Regions from separate parts of the Homo sapiens genome. Here region 2 is linked to region 1. A link is an interaction called in ENCODE POLR2A ChIA-PET data of the cell type or tissue named here. Cell type or tissue: GM12878. All regions are shown on one strand. Links, peaks and the distances in the headings refer to the core of each region. The heading gives the core; the rest is flanking DNA. Region 1 has its middle 20 kb from the start of FAM218A. Region 2 overlaps TMEM192 (transmembrane protein 192).

Region 1 (11,174 bases), core at 1,281-9,280:
TCCTCCCTGCTCCTTCTGGAGGTGGTAGCTCTGTAGTTGTGGTAGAGAGAATGGGGCTATGAGCAGCGTCAAAGCTCCTATTGTAGCCAGCTCACCCGGGAGGAATGTATCAGAACTTTGCTTTGGGGGAACATGGGCATGTAGTTTAAATAAGTCCCTGTGGTGAATCTGATATGTTGTCAGTCTCTGTGTGGGATATAAGAAATACATTTGGTCTTTGTTCCTTTTCCTTTTGTGGAGCTCCTCAAGTCCCTTGAAATGTCCCCAGTTGTATTTTTGGTTTATTTTATTTATTTTTTAATTTTTGTACAGCATTTCAAGTTTATTTGTATTCACAGAACATACCAGGCGATCTTGACAGCTGCCAGGTGACAGCCCTCCAACCCCTAACCCTGCAGCTGCTCCCATAAAGGGCAAATTCCAGAAGATCCAGAAGATCATTCCTGAGGTCCGCAGATGCCTCATACAGTGGACAGAGCTGAGATGCTGGAGGATGGAACATCATCCCTAGACCTACAACCCACTGTTAACGGTGGAGGGTGTCCAGGTTCTTGCCTTCTTGAATGAAGAATTGGACAAAGTGCACAAACAAAGCAAGGAAGGAAGGAAGGAAGGGTTTTCTTGAAAATGAAAGTACCCTCTGCAGTGTGGGAGCAGGCCTGAGCATAGGGGCTCAAAGGCCCCGTTAACAGAATTGTTGGGAGTTTAAATAGCCCCTAGAGGATTCCATTGGTTACTTGGGGGTACACCCTATGTAAATGGAGGGAATGAAGTAAAATGACAAAGTCATTTACAGCCTATGCCTTGTGGAGAGGATATTTCCTGTTATAGCTGAAGTGTGAATTGGCCTTATGTTCTCTGCCTCCAGACTCTATTTTCCTGCCTCACCACCACCAGACTTGATTCCAGCCAGGAAGGCCTCCCTAACTGGAGTCCTCCCCTTTTCTTCTCCTACTCTGCTGTAGTTCCAAGTGTCCCCCCTCCACCAGTCCCACAAAACTCAAATACTGAGAGGTCTCCATTTATAGCAGGGGGGACATCTCACACCCTTGTATAAGTTAAAACAAATATTACGCACACTCCTCCATCACCTAGGTGGACATATGGGAATACAAGTAAATATTAATTAGGAGCAATGAGAAATAAATTAATGACGCTCTCCGGGTTTTTCCCACCGGGCGTAGCCCTGCGGTGTCTGTGCCTCAGTCTTCTGTTATTCGGTCTCCCCACAAGCACCAGCTGGCCTTTCTGCTGTAATGTTCTGAGTCTGAGTTCCCTGGGAAGTCCCAGTTTGAAATACGCTCTCCAGCACCAGATACGCCCGGTGTTTTCTTTGGTTTTTCTGATTCTTTTTGGGGGATTGCGGGAGTCAGGGTTAGAAGTCGGCCTGGTGGTGCTGGAAAAAAGTTCTGAGGTCCAGCGCAGAGTCCCAGGGCTCCCAAGTCAGATTAAGGGCTTGAGGACGGGGGCGCAGAGATGGGGGTGTCCTGCAGAGGCAGGGGCGCCGGCACACCCTCTTCAGCCATCGGAATCTGGCAGAAGATGAAGTGAGCAGGGAAAGAGAAGCCTCTTTAGCAGGGTTCAGTTCCTTGACTGGCAGCTGGCACTCGCCCCTGGAGGGTGGAGGACTCTGCGGCTCCACATTCGGTGCCCATGAGAGGCGCTGGGGTGAGGCTGGGCCCTCTGTGGGCTCCGGGAGAGGTCGAAAGTGAAGATCTCAGAACCTGAGCTCTGCCAGGTTACCGGGTTCGTGCAGGATGGTCATGGTGGGGTGGGAACTGCGGAAGTGACACATCATGTGCTGGGTGGAACATAAGGGCAAGGGCTGGGTTGTGTTTGTTTGTTCATTTGAGATGGAGAGATGGAGTTTCGCTCTTGTACCCCAGGCTGGAGTGGAATAGCAAGATCTCCACTCGCTGTAACCTCTGCCTCCCGGGTTCAAGCCATTCTTCTGCCTCTGCTTCCGGAGTAGCTGAGATTACAGGCGCCCGGCACCACGCCCAGCTAATTTTTGTATTTTTAGTAGAGACGCGGTTTCACCGTGTTGGCCAGGCTGGTCTCGAACTCCCGACCTCAGGTGATCTGCCCACCTTGGCCTCCCAAAGTGCTGGGATTACAAGCATGAGCTACCGAGCCTGGCGGGCTGGGTTTTTTAATTTCATATATTTTTTTGGACTCAGGATGTTGCTCTGTCACCGTGTAGTGCAGTGGGCAGTCATGGTTCACTGTAACCTGGAACGCCTGAGCTCAAGGGATCCTCCAGCCTCAACCTTCCAAATAGCCAGGATTGCAGGCACACGTCACCATGCCCAGCTAATTTTTTCAAATTACCATGATTGGTGGGTAGAGATGCATAACATTCCTTTGAGGCAAAGGGAAAGCATGGCCAGGAAGCTGTCGAAATAAGCCTGAAAAAACCTAGTCAAATCTGTAGCAGCCAGTTATTTACCATTTCCTGATTGGATGGAGTAAGTCATGTCAATAACATTGGGAGAGATCATCCCATTAAAGCTGTCATCAGTTCCCTCTGAGATGTCATACTTCTTTCAAAGTATAAGAACACACAAAATTGGGGTTGAACCCAGAAACGGTGAGATAATCACGCCTAGGTCTTGCATCATGGGTTTCAAATCTTGAGTATCTATTTTAACTAATATTTAATCATATTATCTTTTCTCACTGGGGTCAGGAACATCCATGGATCCCATTTTGTAAAGCTAATTTGAAAATGCAGAAGACGTAATTTAATTTTGTATTTATTACTTATTGTATTTCTCTTTTCTCTTTAATATTTCATCCCAGTGTGTGTTCTCACCCTGGAAAATTTAGGGAAGCCAGTGATTCTCATAGTTAAGGTAAAGAATACCTCTTTGCCTCCATTTTATGTTCAGTAACATCACTAAGGTAATAGAGGATTCTTCATTTAAAATCAGAGGGATCCCTGGTAAACTAATTAGAGGGAAATAATAAAGTCTATAAAGGTTTTCCAATGATGCATTTCAACAGATGCTTAGGTTCAATCATCATCTAGGTTACAGAGACAGAAAAGTCAACCAGTACCTTTTAATCTTTTGTGTTGTTTAGATTCTTTTGGTAAATTTTGCATTTTCAACTTGAAATTGCAAATTAGGAAGCTTCCTCCAGTTTTTTTGTTTTGTTTTGTTTTGGTGCTTTTTTTTTTGTCCTCTCCTTGAATCTAGAATTTGGTGTTATTTTTCTTTCTCTTTCTTCCCCATCTCCCTGACTTTTCATGTCTATTGTTTTTTATTCTTTTTTTTTTTTGGTAAACGTGCAATATACTTTAGGGGCTGTTCCTTTTCATGTTATTATGTTTTGAAGTTTCTGACTCCAGAAAACCTTCTATTAGTACCATCACAGTTCTATGGGCACTGGAGGGTTACAGAGTTTAGGAACCCTGGTTGTAAGTTTGGTTGAAATTGACCACTTCGGTGAGCCACAGGGGTCACTGGTTTCTCCCCATAATTCTTTTTCTTTTTCTTTTTCTTTTCTTTCTTTCTCTTTTTTTTTTTTTTTTTTTTTTGAAACAAAGTCACATTATGTTGCCCAGGCTGTTGTCAAGCTCCTGAGCTCAAGCGATCATTACAGGTGTGAGATACTGTTCCCAGCTATCTCCCTATAATTCTGAAGATCAGAATCTTTGTTGTAACAAAGGCCTAGACAGCAGCAGAAAGCAAAGATATTTCTAGGGTCCTAATTAGCCATCTGCTCTTATGAGTGTGAGCCTCAATAGCTATTGTTTAAATGTTTGTCTCCACAAACCTCTTGTATTATAAACAATCACCCATGTGATTCCACTGAGAGGTGGAACCTAATGAGAGGGGTTTAGGTCTCAAGGGCTCCCCCTCATGGATTCATGCCATGCTAAAAAAGAGCTTTCCAGGGTATATACACCCACTCTGCTCTCTTTTTCTTTTCTTTGAGATGGAGTCTTGCTCTGTCACCCAGGCTGGAGTGCAATGACACAATCTTGGCTCTGCCATCTCTGCCTCTGGAGTTCAAATGATCCTCCCACTTCAGCCTCCCGAGTAGGTGAGACTACAGCTGCATGCCATCATGCCCAGCTAAGTTTTGTACTTTTAGTCGAGATAGGGTTTTGCTGTAGCAGGACGAGCCACAGACAAAACCTCTCAGACACCGAGTTGTAGAAGGAAGGGCTTTATTCAGCTGGGAGCATCAGCAAGCTACTGCCTTAAAATCCGAGCTCCCCAAATGCCCAATTTCTATCCCTTTTAAGGGCTCACCACACTAAAGATTTCACATGAAAGGGTCGTGATTGATTTGAGCAAGCAAGGCAGTACGTGACAGGGGCTGCATGCACCGGTGGTCAGAGAGAACCAGAACAGGGCAGGGAGTTTCACAACGTTCTTCTATACAATGTCTGGAATCTATAAATAACATCAGTTTCTAAGTTATGAGTTGATTTTTAACTACTGGGTTTAGGCCAGGCAGGCCCAGGCCTGGTTTTGGGCCTGGCCTCGGGTTGCCTGTCTTTGGTTTTACTTCCTTGTTGTTTTTTCTTAAAACAGGTACTGAGTATAAAACAATATAAAACAATATGAGAGGGTCTCTCTCTTCCCTAATTGCCATTTTGGCCAAGCTGGTCTTCAACTCCTGGCCTCAAGTGATCTGCCTGCCTAGGCCTCCCAAAGTGCTGAGATTACAGGCATGAGCCACTGCACTCAGCAGCTCCACCTCTGCTCTTTAGCCATGTCAGGAACAGCGTTTCTCCCTCCAGAGGCTGCAGCATTGAAGGCACCATCTTGGAAGCAGAGACCAGGCACTCACCTGACACCAAACCTGTCACTGCCTTGATCTTGAGCTTCCCAACTTCCAGAACGGTGAGAAATTAATTTCTCTTCTTTATAGATTACCAAATCTCAGGCATTCTCTCAAATCAGAACAAAATGGATTAACATAAGTAATTGTAATTTTCAACTAATGCTCAATCTCCAAATAGTGACTTCTTGCTTCACACAAGTGACCACCAAATGAGCCCGTATATGGCACAGGATACAATTTTTCCCCTATGTGCTCTATAGAACAGGCACCAGTTTGGAGGTGAGACACACGAACAATTGGTCACAAATTAGAGTTCCCCCTGAACTTACATCAGTCACAGCTTATGTTAGAATCTAGAAACACACCATGGAAAATTTAGGAAAGGCAGTGATTCTTATAGTTAAGATAAGGGATACCTCTTTTACCTTCATTTTATGATTAGTAATGTCACTAAGGTAATAGAGGGCTCTTCATTTAAAATCAGAGGGATCCCTGGTTACCTAATTGGAGGCAAAGGATTAAGTCTGCGAAGGTTTTCCAATTGATGCATTTCAACAGATGTTGAAGTTCAGTCACCATCCAGGTTACAGAAACAGAAAAGTCAATTAGCACCTTTTAAGCTTTTGTGTTGTACAGATTCTTTTGGTGAATTTTGCATATTCAACTGGTAATTGCAAATTAGGAATTTCTGTTGCAGTTTTTGTTGTTGTTCCTCTCCTTGAATCTGTGATTTGGTTTTATTTTTCTTTTTATTCCCTGTCTCTCTGACGTTCATGTCCATTGTTTTTTATTCTTTTTTTTTTTTTTTTGGAGACATTCAATACATTTTAGGGGTTATTCCTTTTAATGTGATTATGCTTTGACAATACATAATAATTTAACGTGATTATTGTCTAGGACAATACTGATTGTAACAGCTTGTGAAGAAGGTTCAATAGAGAAATAAGGCATAAACTTTTCTGTAAACTTATCAGTGGAATTATACACAGAGGATCTGTTTTTTAAATTATAAAAGACACAGCAATATGTCTGGACGGAGATGCACCACTCAAGGAGACAGTAAAAGGGACCTGAGTCCATGTTCCTATACTTAACTAACAAAATATTATCTAAATTACTGACCTAGGTCAGAGAATTCTCTCAAAGAGTCTCAGCCAAACTCAGTAAAAGCAGCACAAAGCAGCTGAGCTGAAAGTGCAGGCTCATCATGTGGCACAGAGCCAGTGAGCAAAGCAAAGCTAGAACAGCAATTCCCTGAAGGTGGCAGCCAACATCTGGATAATCCTGCTCACAATGGCCTTTGAAGGGGTCAGTTTGCATAGATAGTTTGCATTGAAGGGGTCAGTTTGCACCCTCCCTGACAACTGGTTCAGTGTTGAGACTGCTGATGCCACACAATCCAAGATTGTATGAAATGGACTCCTACTCCTGTAATGAGGTTTATGAGGAGAGAAGGGTGTCTACAGAGTTGATGCAAAAGTGACTTGAGAAAGCAGGGAAAGGAGACTGGTTTGGGGTTGTGATGGTGGTCATGGGTGGGGCTGCTGAAAGGGTCCTGCACTACCAGAGGCTTGCTAGGTCTGAACCTCCCACCTACACCAACAGAGGGAGCACCCAGGCTTTCTCATCAGCTTGTCCAGGGAGGGCAGAAGGGAAGAGAGAAGAGTGAGTCCCCCAATAATATCAGCAGTCAAACATAAACATGGAATCAGAACTTTTATTACAAATGCCCTCCAAGAACACAGGAAGAAAATATAGCTACATACAAAGGGTGCTCTAAGTAGTTCATCATTGGTCTATGACAATGTGATTGTAACAGCTTGTGAAGAAGGTGCAATAGAGAAATAAGGCATAAGCTTTTCTGTAAACTTACCAGTGAAAGTATACACATATGATCTGGTATTTAAATTATAAAAGGAAACTTCTCCCAACTCATAGTCCAGAAAAATGCCAACTTGCAGGACTTCTGTGTTCCTTGTACTGCATGAACTACGGAATGGCTGAATTTGCCAGCACCCCATCTGTGGAGTTGGTGATGTAAGACCATCTCTGGGAAACATTTCTTTACACACACCAAGGAACCATGTACCTTTGCTCTCACTTCTACTTGCCAAAAGTGTCTCCCAGCATCAAATCCCTCACAGCTTCAGACAGCTGGGTAAAAACTAAATGACTGAAGATTATCAGTAAAGTGTGGGTTCATCATTCTAAATATCACACTTTCTGTCTCTTGAGATAATAAGACTAGGGTGGGCTGTTTCTGGATCTAGTGTCAAATCTTCCTGAAATGGGCTCATCATTTTTTTCAGGCCAAAATAAGGTGGAGAGAGACTCAAACTCTCCTTCCTTGATTCCTATGAGAAGACTGCAGGGGTTTTCAGGTGGTCATATGTGTTGTAGCTGTTCTCAATACCTGTCAGCATATCCAGGTCTGCCTGAAAACTCTTCTCTGTTACTTCATTTAAGAGATTCTGTAGGCTGGGCGCGGTGGCTCACGCCTGTAATCCAAGCACTTTGGGAGGCAGAGGCGGGCAGATCATGAGGTCAGGAGATCGAGACCAGCCTGGCTAACACAGTGAAACCCCGTCTCTACTAAAAATACCAAAAATTAGCCGGGCAGGGTGGCGGGCGCCTATAGTCCCAGCTACTCGGGAGGCTGAGGCAGGAGAATGGCGTGAACCCTGGAGGCGGAGCTTGCAGTGAGCCAAGATTGAGCCACTGCACTCCAGCCTGGGCGACATAGCGAGACTCCGTCTCAAAAAAAAAAAAAAAAAAAAAAACAGATTCTGTAGTGTGGATAAGTGGCCTGAAATTTGTCTTTGGTTTTCAGTGAGTTTTTCTTTAGCATCCTTCTCTTCAATAAGTAGCCTGGCATGAATTACAGCTCGTTCCTTTACCAAGAAAGACTTAATTTCTTTAAATTCAAATTGTAATTCCTTCCTCCATGTTGCCATCTTCCTTTTCACATTAAGTGATCTCAAAATTGGGACTTCACACCGCATCTTGGCATGTTCAGTTTCCTTCTTTAGTGGCTTAATGTAGCTTTTGAGCTTCCTTCTGTGTGTAGCTGCAGCTTGCTCAATGGGCAACAAGGGATGATCCTGATGGTCAGAGGAGACCTTGCACTGGGGACACAATAGCTCCAGGTCCTTCTCACAGAGCAGGACTAGACCCTGACTGTGCTTCTCACAGAGGGGCTCCTCTTCCTGCCATTCCCTCTTGCTCGTCACGGTGAGAAGCTGCTGAACCATATCAGTCATGTGGCGCAACTGGGTGTTTGCTCCTGAGGTTCTCATCAGGGCAGTGACGGAGGCAGACAGGACAGGGGAGGACATCCTGTAAGTCTTCCCAGCACTGGTGGATGCAGGAGCGACAGAAGTTGTGCCCACAGTGAGTGGTGACTGGGTCCTTCATGTAATCCAGGCACATGGGGCAGCTGGCCTCTGCTTGGAGCTCAGCCAGAGAGGCTGCAAAGGCCATGGTGCAGGGAGGGATCTGTGTGGGGAGACTCCCTGCAGAAGGTGTGATTCTCCAGGAAGGAGGGAAAGTGAGAAGCTGGTGCCTCCTCAGCGTTCTGTCTCCTGCAAGCACTTCACAAGCTTGTGTCTGCTTCTTTCCCTTTGGCTCCAGAAGCAGCTCCAGGGGGAGGCAGGTCCCAGGGCACTGGCTGATCCCGTGACCCTGGATCCTCCTTTACTCAAATTCAAGCTACGCTCTTTTGTCGTGTTTCTCAGGAAGGGCCACAATTACAAGAGGTGATGGGAACTAATGACCATGTAAAATACTCCAGACTGTGAGACTTTCAACAGAACAGTAAGGCAGTTTCTTCAACTACAAAAGGAGAAAAAAGAATAAGATACTAAAGCACTGAAGAGCATGTATATCAATGAAAATAACTGCCTAATAATTTTCCTTACTTCTACATAAACACTTCTAAAAATAAAGTCCATTGAACTAGAAGAAATCTCATAAGTATTCACTAGTTATGATTTCTGATAATGATATTATGAGCTTACTATTTAAAAGAGGCTCTATATTTTAGACATTCATAGTGCAGTATTTACCCATAAGATTATATGTGATCCTGTGTTTGCTTCAAAGTATTGCAAAGTATAGGGATAAGGATATAAATCTGTAAGTGGATACACAGGGTTTGTTGTACTAATTTTGCTACTATTCTATACACTTTAGATGTTCTCAAGTAGAAAACATTATTGAAAAGGCTGACAGCCTGGACAACATGGTGACATGCTATCTCTATGAAAATAATGCAAAAAGTAGCCAGGCATAGTGGCACACACCTGTGGTCCAAGCTACTGGGGAGGCTCTGGTAGGAGGATCAATTGACCCTGTGAGGTTGAGGCAGAAATGAGCAGTTCGTGTGCCACTGGACTCTAGCCTAGGCAACAGAGCAAGATTCTGTCTAAAATGAAATGAAATGAAATAAAAAGCTGAGCCTTATTGTCTCTGTGTCACTGTCTTCAAGCCAGACCCTCTTCTCTCTTACTCTCTTTTCTGAGCCTCATCTTTCACTTCTGCTACATCTCAAAGCTCTAAAATCCCTTGTGGGCAGGGCATGGTGGCTCACGCCTCTAATGCCAGCACTTTGGCAGGCCGAGGTGAGTGGATCACCTGAAGTCAGAAGCTTGAGGCCAGCCTGGCCAACATGGTGAAACCCAGTCTACTAAAAATACAAAAATTAGCTGGACATGGTGGTGGGCGCCTGTAATCCCATCTACTTGGGAGGCTGAAGCAGGAGGATCGCTTGAACCCAGGAGGCCTACAGTAATCAAAATAGCACGGTACTGGTACCAAAACAGACATATAGACCAATGGAACAGGACAGAGACCTCAGAAATAATACCACAAATCTACAACCATCTGATCTTTGACAAACCTGACAAAAACAAGCAACGGGAAAAGGATCCTCTATTTAATAAATGGTGGCTGGGCACAGTGGCTCATGCCTGTAATCCCAGTACTTTGGGAGGCCAAGGTGGGTGGATCACCTGAGGTCAGGAGTTCGAGACCAGCCTGGCCAACACGGTGAAATTCCGTCTCTACTAAAAATACAAAAATTAGCCAGGCATGGGGGTGCGTGCCTGTAGTCCCAGGTACTTGGGAGGCTGAGGCAGGAGAATCGCTTGAAACTGGGAGATGAAGTTTGCAGTGAGCCGAGATCGTGCCACTGCACTCCAGTCTCAGCAACAAGAGTGAAACTCCATCTCAAAAATAAAAATAAAAATAAATGGTGCTGGGAAAACTGGCTAACCATATGCAGAAAACTGAAACTGGACCCCTTTCTTATACCTTATACAAAAATTAACTCAAGATGGGTTAAAGGCTTAAATGTGACACCCCAAACTATAAAAACCCTTAAAAAAAAAAAAAACCTAAGCAATAACATTCAGAACATAGGCACGGACAAAGACTTCATGACAAAAATGCCAAAAGCAATTGCAACAAAAGCCAAAATTGACAAATGGGATCTAATTAAACTAAAGAGCTTCTGCACAGAATAAACAACAACAACAAAAACTATTATCAGAGCGAACAGATGACCTACAGAATGGGAGAAAATTTCTGCAATCTACCCACTGACAAAGGTCTAATATCCAGAATCTATGAGGAACTTAAACAAATTTACAAGAAAAACACAACCCCATCAAAAATTGGGCGAAGAATATGAATAGACACTTCTCAAAAGAAGACATTTATGCCACCAACAAACATATGAAAAAAAGCTCAACATCACTGGTCATTAGAGAAATCCAAATCAAAACCACAATGAGATACCATCTCACACCAGTCAGAATGGCCCATTTAAAAAGAAATAATAGATGCTGGCAAGGCTATGGAGAAATAGGAATGCTTTTACACTGTTGGTTGGAATGTAAATTAGTTCAACCATTGTGGAAGACAGTGTAGACTAGATCTTCAAGGATCTAGTACTAGAAATACCATTTGACTCATCAATCCCATTAGTGGGCATATACCCAGAAAAATAGAAATCATTCTATTATAAAGATACATGCACGCATATGTTTATTGCAGCACTATTTACAATAGCAAAGACATGGAACCAACCCAAATACCCATCAATGATAGACTGGACAAAGAAAATGTGGTATATTGCTGGGTGCGGTGGCTCACACCTATAATACTAGCACTTCGGGAGGCCGAGGTGGGTGGATCATGAGGTGAGGAGTTCGAGACCAGCCTGGCCAACATGGTGAAACCACGTCTCTGCTAAAAGTACAAAAATTAGCCAGGTGTGGTGGCGGGTGCCCGTAATCCCAGCTACTCTGAAGGCTGAGGCAGGAGAATCGCTTGAACCCAGAATGCAGAGTTTGCAGTGAGCAGAAATCACGACA
Region 2 (11,174 bases), core at 2,157-10,156, 140 kb after region 1:
GGATTACAGGAACAGGCTTTGAGCATGTGTGAGCATAGTTTTTCTACTACAATTCCAGTAGTGAAATCACTGAAGTTAGTGACATTAATTCATCAACGTATATTGAGTGCCTACTTTGTGCCAGACACTGTTCTATGTATGAAGGACACAGTAGTAAGCAAAAGATAGAGCTTACATTCTATCAGGAGACACAGACAAAGTAAACAAGTAAGTTACATGCAGTATTTTCCCCTTATCTACAGGGGAAACATTACAAGACCTCAGGTGATGCCTGGAGCCACAGGTCTGCAGGGGAATCATTGCAAGACCTCAGGTGATGCCTGGAGCCACAGATAGTACTAAACCCTACGAACACTATATTTTTTCCTATCCACACATAACTACAATAAAGTTAAATTTATAAATTAGGCACAGAGAGTAACAACATTAATAACAAAATAGAATAATTATAGCAATATACTATAATAAAAGTTACGTGTGGTGGTGTGGTGCACATCTATAATCCCAGCTACTCAGGAGGCTGACTGAAGTGGGAGGATTTTTTTTTTTTGGGGGGGGGACGGATTCTCACTCTTGTCACCCAGGCTGGAGTACAGCTGTGCGATCTTGGCTCACTGCAACCTCCACCTCCCAGGTTCAAGTGATTCTCCTGCCTCAGCCTCCTGAATAGCTGGGATTACAGACACGTGCCACCACGCCTGGCTAATTTTTGTATTTTCAGTAGAGACAGGGTTTCATCGTGTTGGCCAGGCCGGTCTCCCAACTCCTGACCTCAAGTGATCCACCCACCTCAGCCTCCCAAAGTGCTGGGATTACAGGGGTTAGCCACCACACCTGGCCACAAGTGACATTTGAACAAAGACTTGAAAAAGATATATGGGAGTTGATCCTTCCAGGCAGAGGGAACAGCAACCGCAAAGGTCCTCAGGTAAGAATGTGCTTAGCAATCCAAAAGCCACAGTGTGACCGACGCAGGGTACACAAAGGAAGAGTAGGAGAGAGGAGGTGGGGTGGGGTGGGAAGTGGAGATTTTCTAGGTCCCTGAAGGCCACTGTCCAGGCTTTGGCTTTTACTGAATGAAAAAGGGAACCATCAGAGTAGTGTTTTAGAAGGATATTGTTGGCTGCTTTTTGTGTGTGTGCATGGGGCTGGGGGGTCAGGGTGGAGAGGTAGTGAGAAGCAGAAAGATCACTTAAAAGACTCTTATAGGCCAGGTGTGGTGGCTCATGCCTGTAATCCCAGTACTTTGGGAGGCCAAGGAGGGAGGATCATGAGGTCAGGAGTTCCAGACCAGCCTAGTCAGCATGGTGAAACCTCGTCTCTACTAAAAATAAAAAAAGCACACCTATAATCCCAGCTACTCAGGAGGCTGAGGAAGGAGAATTGCTTGAACCTGGGCAGCGGAGGTTGTAGTGAGCCGAGACTGCGCCACTGCACTCCAGCCTGTGCGACACGAGTGAGACTCCATCTCAAGAAAAAAGAAAGAAAGAAAAAGAAAAAGAAAAACACTATTATAATAGGGCCAGGCACAGTGACTCATGCCTGTAATTGCAGCACTTTGGGAGGCCAAGGCGGGTGGATGACCTGAGGTCCGGAGTTCAAGACCAGCCTGGCTAACATGGTGAAACCCCCTTTCTACTAAAAATATAAAAAAATTAGCTGGGTGTGGTGGTATGTGCCGGTAATCCCAGCTACTCAGGAGGCTGAAGCAAGAGAATCACTTGAACCTGGGAGGCGGAGGTTGCAGTGAGCCCAGATCGCGCCACTGCACTCCAGCCTGGGCAACAGAGCGAGACTCCCTCCCCCAAAAAAAAAAAACAAAACCAAAAAACCGAAAGACTATTATAATAGTCCAGGTGAAGATTATAGTGGCTGGGGAAGTAGCATTGGGGGTGCCAAGAATTGGTTGGACTCTGGGTATGTTTTAAAGGAAAAGCCAGCAGGATTTGCTGATTAACTGTCTATAGGGTTTGAGAGAAAGAGGAGCTGCCATTACAGGGGTGGAAGAGACTGTGGCAGATAGCTCAGCTGGGGACATGTTCTGTTTGAGGTGTTTTTTTATATACCCAAGTAGTGATCTAGAAGGGGCAGTTGGACACATAAGTCTGGAGTTCAGGGAGGAAGGCCTGGCTGAAGATTCACATTTGGAAATTATCAGCTCATAAATTCTATCAAAGTCATGAGATTGTGTGAGACCACCAAGAGAGTGAACGCTGATGGAGAAGCCAAGAGGCCCAGGGGTTGAGCCCTGGAGAATACCAACAAAAAGCAACTTGCAAAGCAGACAAAAGAAGAAGCTAGTGAAGTAGAAGAAAATGAGGAGAATGTAGTGTCCTGGAAGCCAAGCTGAAATAAAGAGTCAAGGAGGAAGTGATCAACTGTGGGGAAAAGAGAGAGATCAGATTGTTACTGTGTCTATGTAGAAAAAGAAGACATAAGAAACTCCATTTTGATCTGTACTAAGAAAAATTGTTTCTGCTTTGAGATGCTGTTAACCTATAACTTTAGCCCCAACCCTGTGCTCACAGAAACATGTGCTGTATTGGATCAGTTTAATGGATTTAGGGCTGTGCAGGATGTGCCTTGTTAACAATATGTTTGCAGGTGGTATGCTTGGTAAAAGTCATCGCCTTTCTCCATTCTCGATTAACCAGGGACACAATGCACTGCGGAAAGCCGCAGGGACCTCTGCCCAAGAAAGCCTGGGTATTGTCCAAGGTTTCCTCCCACTGAGACAGCCTGAGATACGGCCTCGTGGGAAAGGAAAGGCCTTACCATCCCCCAGCCCGACACCTGTAAAGGGTCTGTGCTGAGGAGGAGTAGTGAAAGAGGGAGGCCTCTTTGCAGTTGAGATAAGAGGAAGGCTTCTGTCTCCTGCTCGTCCCTGGGAATGGAATGTCTCGGTGTAAAGCTGACCATTCCCATTCGTTCTATTCTGAGATAGGAGAAAACTGCCCTGTGGCTGGAGGCGAGATATGCTGGCAGCAATACTGCTCTGTTACTCTTTGCTACACTGAAATGTTTGTGTAAAGAGAAACGTAAATCTAGCCTACATGCACATCCGGACACAGTACCTTTCCTTGAACTTATTCATGATACAGATTCCTTTGCTCACGTTTCCCTGCTGACCTTCTCCCCACCTGTTGCCCCGCTACACTCCCCTCGTCAAGATATTAAAAATAATGATCAATAAATACTAACAGAACTCAAGAGACCGGCGCCGGTGCAGGTCCTCGCATGCTGGGTGTGCTGGTCCCCTGGGCCCACTGTTCTTTCTTTATACTTTGTCTCTGTGTCTTATTTCTTTTCTCAGTCTCTCGTCCCACCTGACGAGAAATACCCACAGGTGTGGAGGGGCAGACCCCCCCTCAATCAACTGAGCCAAGTGTTGCTGATAAGTTAAAAGAGGAGACGTATGCATTCATCTCCAATTTAAGCAATGTGGAAGGAAGCTATTGGTGACCTTGCCAAGAACAGTTTCAGTAGAGTAGTAGAGTGAAAGGTGAGACTGGATAGAGAGGAAGGGAGAAGAATTAGAGATAGGCTTCCCTGGTTTGCGAATGAAACAATTTTCCTTAGGAAACCTAGAGAATGTTTTGAGATCTCAAATTTGTGATTGTCACATATTCAAAGTTTGATTCTTCAAGAACTCAAGAGTTTACCAGATGTGAGTTTTGTATTCAAGATTTATTTATTTATTTATTTATTTATTGAGACAGAGTCTCGCTCTGTCACCCAGGCTGGAGTGCAGTGGTGCGATCTCGGCTCACTGCAACCTCCACCTCCCGGGTTCAAGCAATTCTCCTGCCTCAGCCTCCTGAGTAGCTGGGATTACAGGTGCACTTCACTGCACCTGGCTATTTTGTATTTTTAGTAGAGACGGGGTTTCTCCATGTTGGTCAGGCTGGTCTCGAACTCCTGACCTCATGATCCGCCTGCCTCGGCCTCCCAAAGTGCTGGAATTACCGGTGTGAGCCACTGCGCCCAGCCTTAATTTTGTATTTTTAGTAGAAATGGGGTTTCTCCATGTTGGTCAGGCTGGTCTCGAACTCCTGACCTCAAGTGATCTGCCTGCCTTGGCCTCCCAAAGTGCTGGGATTACAGGCGGGAGCCACCACGCCCAACCAGAAGATTCTAGTTGTTAAGAAAAAGAATATCCTGGGACAATAATAAGCAAAGGACTTGAATATACATGTCATAAAAGATTTATAAAAGACCATATAATTTGGAAAAAATGTTTAACACTTCATTAGTATCCAAAGAAATACAATTTGAAACAATGACACACTCATCAGATGGGTCAAGACTTAAATAAGGTAACACCCACTATTGGTAAGGGTATGGAGACCAGGTGAGCTGGCTCATGCCTATAATCCCAGCATTTTGGGAGGCCAAAGCAGGTGGATCACCTGAGGTAAGGAATTCAAGATCAGCCTGGCCAACATGGTGAATCCCCGTCTCTACTAGAAATACAATTTTTTTTCTTTTCTTTCTTTTTTTTTTTTTGTGATGGAGTCTCGCTCTGCTCTGTCGCCAGGCTGGAGTGCAGTGGCACCATCTTGGTTCACTGCAATCTCTGCCTCCCAGGCTCAAGCAATTCTCCTGCCTCAGCCTCCTGAGTAGCTGGGATTACAGGCGCGCACCACCACACCCAGCTAATGTTGCTAATATTTTTGTATTTTTTGTAGAGATAGGGTTTCACCATGCTGGCCAGGATGGCCTCGATCTGCTGACCTCGTGATCTGTCCGCCTCGGCCTCCCAAAGTGCTGAGATTACAGGTGTGAGCCACCGTGCCCAGCCGAAATACAAAATTTTTAGTATTTTTTTTTTTTTTTGAGATGGAGCCTGCTCTGTGGCCCAGGCTAGAGTACAGTGGCGTGATCTTGCCTCACTGCAACCTCCACCTGCTGGGTTCAAGCAATTCTCCTGCCTTAGCCTCCAGAGTAGCTGGGATTACAGGCACCCTGCACCACACCTGGCTGATATTTGTATTCTTAGTAGAGATGGGGTTTCACCATCTTGGCCAGGCTGGTCTCTAACTCCTGACCTTGTGATCCACCCACCTTGGCCTCCCAAAGTGCTGGTATTACAGGCGTAAGCTACCACACCCGACCCAAATTTTTAATATTTTTGTACTAAAAAATAGTGGCATGCATCTGTAGTACTAGCTACTTGGGAGGCTGAGGCAGGAGAATTGCTTGAACCCGGTAGAAGGAGGTTGCAGTGAGCCCAGATCACACCACTGCACTCCAGCCTGGGAGACAGATGAGACTAAAAAAAAAAACAAAACAAAAAAAGTGTACATTGGTATAATCCCTTGGTAGTGAGATTTCAAATAATTGTTTTGCTTTATATTTTTCCATATTGCCATTTTTTAAAAAATGAGCTTTTAACTTTATAATAAGTCATGATACTGTTGTCATTTGGAATACATATACATACATATATACCTATATCTATCTATATACCTATACACATACATACTTATAATAAAAGGTTTACTATACCTGCCCTAGTTCAGGGCCATATCTTTCTGCCACACATATTTCCTCCATATTGAACTACCATCTGATCCTGCTGAAACTAAAACTGACATTGTCACTTCCTTGCTTGAAATGCTTCAGAGGATCCCATTATCAACAAGATAAAGTGCAGTCTTCCAGCATAGTATCAAGGCCCTCCAAGCTCTGACCCTGTCTACCTCTCCACCCAGGTCCTGCCTCACACTTTTGGTTCCAGCTATACACAGTGCTTGTGATATTTTGTAGCTATTTGCCTTCCTACTTTACTCATTGTTCTGTCTGACATTCTTAAAACCCTCTACCCTCCTGCCCCCAGGGTACCCCCTGACGTGGAGCTCCTACAGCATGTTGGGCCTACTGTCATTACTGCACTTAGCACAGAGTCTGGAAATCTATTCCTCGCTCTCTTTAGAATGTAAGCTGCCAACCAGAGTCTTTAATTTTTGTATCCTCAGTGCTAGCACAATTACCAGCCTGGTGAATAGAATGTTTAACATTTAAATTGTTTTGTTCATTTTTCTGTTTTGTTACTTCTTTTTTTTTTGAGATCGAGTCTAGCTCTGTTGCCCAAGCTGGAATGCAGTGGTGCAATTTCAGCTCACTGCAACCTCTGCCTCCTGTGTTCAAGCGATTCTCCTGCCTCAGCCTCCTGAGTAGCTGGGATTACAGATGCGTGCCACCATGCCTGGCTTATTTTGTATTTTTAGTAAAGATGGGGTTTTACTATGTTGGCCAGGCTGGTCTTGAGCTCCTAACCTCAGGTGATCCACCTGCCTCAGCCTCCCGAAGTGCTGGGATTACAGGCGTAAGCCACTGCATCAGCTGTTTTGCTACTTCTGATACTTAGTTTCATTTTCATTTATTGTTTGAAATGTTCATCATTGCATTCAGAAAAATGTTGATGATTATACAACAAACATGTTGATGATTACATAAGAACATAGGCACCCTAACTTTTTAACTACACTGTTCCTTGTAAACCAAAGTTCATCCTATAAATCTCAGATACTGACTATAGATCCAAATTAAATTTTAAAAATAAATAAGAGTTAATCATCTACCACTGGTGTTCCCTTTTGAAAAGAAAAACAACTGAAGGCAAAGTTTATAGGCTCTTCCAGAACAGAGAAACAGATTTCTAGAGAAGGCAATGGCTTTGAGATACATACACTTATTAAAAAGAAAGGAAGGCCGGGCACAGTGGCTCATGCCTGTAATCCCAACACTTTGGGAGGCCAAGGAGGGCGGATCAAAAGGTCAGGAGTTTGAGACCAGCCTGGCCAGCATGGTGAAACCCCGCCTGTACTAAAAATACAAAAATTAGCCAGGCATGGTGGCATGTGCCTGTAATCCCAGCTACTCAGCAGGCTGAGGTAGGAGAATTTCTTAATCCCGGGAGGCGGAGGTTGCAGTGAGCCGAGATCATGCTACTGCGCTCCAGCCTGGGCAACAGAGCGAGACTCCGTCTGAAAAAAAAAGAAAGAAAGAAAGGCGCCATTGCACTCCAGCCTGGGCGACAGGGTGAGACTCTGTCTCAAAAACAACAACAAAAAAAAAAACCCCCAAAAAACAAAAAAAAACGGAAGGGAGAAAGGAAATTTTAAAAATACAATTTGGCTTTAGTTTGTGAATGTTGTGTGCAGGTGACACACGATCTTTTTTTTTTTTTTTTGAGAGACAGTGTCTCATTGTTGCCCAGGCTGGTCTCAAACTCCTGGCCTTGAGTGATCCTCCTGCCTCAGCCTCCCAAAGTACTAAGATTACAGGCATGAGCAACTGCTCCCAGCCATACACAATCATCTTTATCTTAGTAGAAAACTTTTAGAATGCCCCGGCAATGGCTGTATCTAAAAGAAACAGGTATTTGCCCTCCATAAGTCAAATAGATGTGGCCAAATCAATATATCCCTTGCCTATATAGTTATATCGAACACATCCCTATATGGTTACATATCAAATATTGAATATTCAGCTAATGATCAAAAAAGATTAACACAGTCATAAATATCCCCTCCCCTCATATTCAGCCTTCAACCAAAAGTCTTTCTAAGGCAGCATATAACAGTGCTAACAGCAAACTGACAAATTAAAGGGGCATACTAGGAAAAATGGAGAAATAATGCCATTTGCTCTGAAAAATACTTCAGTTTTATCTTCAGAATCAGATATGTTTAATATCTGCATATAACTTAATATGCATTTCTTCCATTACAATTTTTAAGTATAATCCAAGGCTTTAAAAGGTATCTTTTTTTTACAGTAATTTAAAATTATAGAAGATGCCTTTCCTATAATTGAAGTTATTGATCAATTGAAGGTATAACCAGACTGAAATATACAGCAACTTCTTGAAGAATGGCAAAAATAAAGTGAAAGTTCTAAATTCTTCTCTGAATTTTTCAGCTATTGCTAATGGAAGGTGCTGCCAATATAATAGGCAACACAGGTTCGTCTAACACAGGTCGGTCTAACACTGGTCCAAGTAATCAATCATCATATCTTATTTCTTTTCTTTTTCTTTTTTGTTTTTTTGAGACGGAGTCTCGCTCTGTCGCCCAGGCTGGAGTGCAGTGGCGTGATCTCGGCTCACTGCAAGCTCCGCCTCCTGGGTCCACACCATTCTCCTGCCTCAGCCTCCCAGGTGGCTGGGACTACAGGTGCCCGCCACCATGCTCGGCTAATTTTTTTTGTATTTTTAGTAGAGACAGGGTTTCACCGTGTTAGCCAGGATGGTCTCAATTTCCTGACCTCATGATCCGCCGTGCCCAGCCCTTATTTCTTAAGAATAGAAAACTGTAGGAATTTGCATAGTAGATCACCTGGTGAGACCTCAGTCCTATGGTGAGAAAAATTCTCTATAAAAGCTATATGGTCCATGATGTCATCCAACACCACATAAGCATATAAAATACATGATAAGGCTCTCCAGGAAAAAATATTCACAAGAAATAATGACTTCTTTCATCAGCTTAAAAGTGGGAAGAACTTATTTGATTAAAACCCTGTTTAAAATCGATTGTCTTGTTAGACTTCCCCTATCCATAATGAAATCATTACAGGGTTCTAATGTCAGGTGGAAAAGTGTTGACTATGGAGTTGTTTAGCCTCTGATCCTAGGATAAACCAAGCAGTTAAATAATTTCCAAAAGTACAAACAGACATTCCCCTCAAGTTATCCGGGCTTCTACAGGTACTTTTCAAGTGACCCACAAGCCCTATATTTTAAACAGCCACAGAAGTCAGAACCAAATTCAGGTTTCCAACAAACACTGTAAAATGCTATTCAGCAAAAGCTGCAGTTCCCCGTGGCAGCTTGTCAGGTGGTCAGTCAGTCTCAATTACTCTGGGTTCCTCTGCAATTGCTGTCATGACCGTGAGCCTCTCACGTTCTACTTGGCTGACAGCCCAGGTCTGAGGAAGTGAGAGCCAACAATCGCTTACTCAGCAGCGCATTGTGTCGCTTCAGGTATTCAATGGTGTCTCCTTGCTTTTCAACAATTTCTTCTAGGCTTGAAATAGTTCTGCAAGTAATCAAGATATAAATGGGTTACACATATTCACCAATACTCATTAGTGTCTTTGCAAATGAGTACCTACTAGTTTTTAGTAAAGCATATTGTATTTGCCACCTTTTCTTAGATGTCAGAAGCCAGGGTAATATTGCCAAATAAGATTATTTTCATAAATCATTTTAGTAACTTCTACTCTTGAAATAAATTTAAAATGCTATAAACTTTCACACCTCTATGTTTTAAAAAAGGCCATCATTGCTTTATTTAAGAAGGATCCTAATTTGTTAGAGTAAGATAATTGAGTATAAGTAATCAACTTAAATGGCGTTTAAAGATAAATAAAGGCAAAATTCATTCAATAATCAGATGACGATTAAAATAGACTACTCTGACCATGGGAAACAATTTTTTAAATGTATGGCATTTGTTTATTTTTGCATTTCTCCTTTTTTCTCCCATACCACAAAAATGTATCTTTTTGCACCTGACACAAATAAAAATATTATATAAGTATATAAAACAAACAAAAAAAATCTAACTCCTTCCTACACTACTGCCCCAACCCACTTCGGTCTCACTGCTCAGAAGTAATAGCTATAAAGTGTTTTTAATTTCCTTCCACTAATTTAAGATATTAGTACTAGGAATAGTGATGATGATAATGATAATGACAATAATATGCCAGATGAATTTTAATGTTGACTAAAAATTGCCTATTCAAGAAATAAAATGTTATTGGATGTGTTTTACTCAGATATTCTATATGTGCTAAAAGGGAACTATTTCAAGGGATGGTAAGTGAGAAATTCAGCATGAAAAATATCACATGGGAATGGTCCCATGTGAACAAAAAAGATTTATTCTTAGAAATAAATAGTTATGCTTATAAATAATGTGGTTACAGGAATGGGCTATGTAACCACATTACTATTATTATTATTTTTTGAGACAGAGTCTAGCTCTGTTGCCCAGGCTGGAGTGCAGTGGCATGATCTCTGCTCACTGCAACCTGCACCTCCTGGGTTTAAGCGATTCTCCTGCCTCAGCCTCCCAAGTAGCTGAGATTACAGGCGCCTGCCACCATGCCCAGCTAATTTTTGTATTTTTAGTAGAGACAGGGTTTTACCATGTTGGCCAGGCTGGTTTCAAACTCCTGACCTCAGGTGATCTGCCCGCCTCAGCTTCCCAAAGTGCTGGGATTACAGGTGTGAGCCACCGCGCCCAGCCAATAACCACATTATTTATAAGCATAACATGAAAAAAACTTTGAATATGCTATTATTTATAAGTATATTCGGAAAAAGACTATCTGAATTCTAATCCTGACTTTGTCACCCACAGACTGTGTGAACTTAATAAGTTACCTAAACTCTCTGGTCTTCAGAGGTTAACACAACAACAAACATTTAGCACTTAATATGTATAAACCACCTAGGAACCTCCCACTCTTTTTTTTTTTTTCTGAGCTGGGCTATTCACTGAAAAAATACTCTTTATATAAAGGTTTTCAAGTTATCTTGATGGAACTGAGAAGGGATATGCTCTGAGTAGAGTCAACTCTTGTATATACTGACTTTTTTTTTTTTGAGACCGAGTCTCTATTTTTTTTTTTTTGAGACGGAAACTTGCTCTGTTGCCCAGGCTGGAGCACAGTGGTGCGATCTCAGCTCACTGCAAACTCCGCCTCATGGGTTCATGCCATTCTCCTGCCTCAGCCTCCTGAGTAGCTGGGACTATAAGCGCCCATCATCACGCCCGGCTAATTTTTTTTTTTTTGTATTTTTCAGTAGAGATGGGGTTTCACCATATTAGCCAGGATGGTCTCGATATCCTGACCCCATGATCCACCCGCCTCGGCCTCCCAAAGTGCTGGGATTACAGGCGTGAGCCACCGTGTCCGGCAGAGACCGAGTCTTGCTCTGTGGCCCAGGCTGGAGTGCAATGGCGCAATCTCGGCTCACTGCAACCTCTGCCTCCCCGGTTCAAGCTATTCTTCTGCCTCAGCCTCTAGGATTACAGGCATGTACCACCATGCCCGGCTAATTTTTGTATTTTTAGTAGAGACGGGGTTTCACCATGTTGACCAGGCTGGTCTCAAACTGCTGACCTCAAGTGATCCACCCTCCTTGGCCTCCTATA

Evidence for each region. Peaks named below come from ENCODE experiments on the same cell type or tissue, not always from the same donor. Only the 100,000 strongest peaks of a DNase experiment are listed, where the experiment ranks them.
Region 2: POLR2A ChIA-PET joins it to region 1 with 10 read pairs; 3 of 35 experiments call an interaction of 5 or more read pairs at or near these places.

What each region holds. Positions count from the first base shown.
Region 1 is chr4:164,931,711-164,942,884 of GRCh38, forward strand. It overlaps the pseudogene LOC391710. Among named protein-coding and RNA genes, the nearest start is that of FAM218A, 20 kb to the right of the region's middle. RefSeq lists enhancers at 3,973-4,102, 4,413-4,722, 4,763-4,812. In GM12878, for the core only: CTCF peaks have their summits at 3,865, 6,065 (motif pointing right) and 6,404; DNase peaks (open chromatin) are centred at 3,871, 4,361, 4,621, 6,080 and 1 weaker place; H3K4me3 peaks cover 752 bases; H3K27ac peaks cover 2,715 bases.
Region 2 is chr4:165,070,753-165,081,926 of GRCh38, forward strand. TMEM192 (transmembrane protein 192) reads right to left here. Exons shown (of 6, transcript NM_001100389.2): 6 at 1-9,044. The coding sequence ends at 8,906. Among named protein-coding and RNA genes, the nearest start is that of TRIM75, 22 kb to the left of the region's middle. In GM12878, for the core only: no CTCF peak of the experiment used is centred there; no DNase peak of the experiment used is centred there.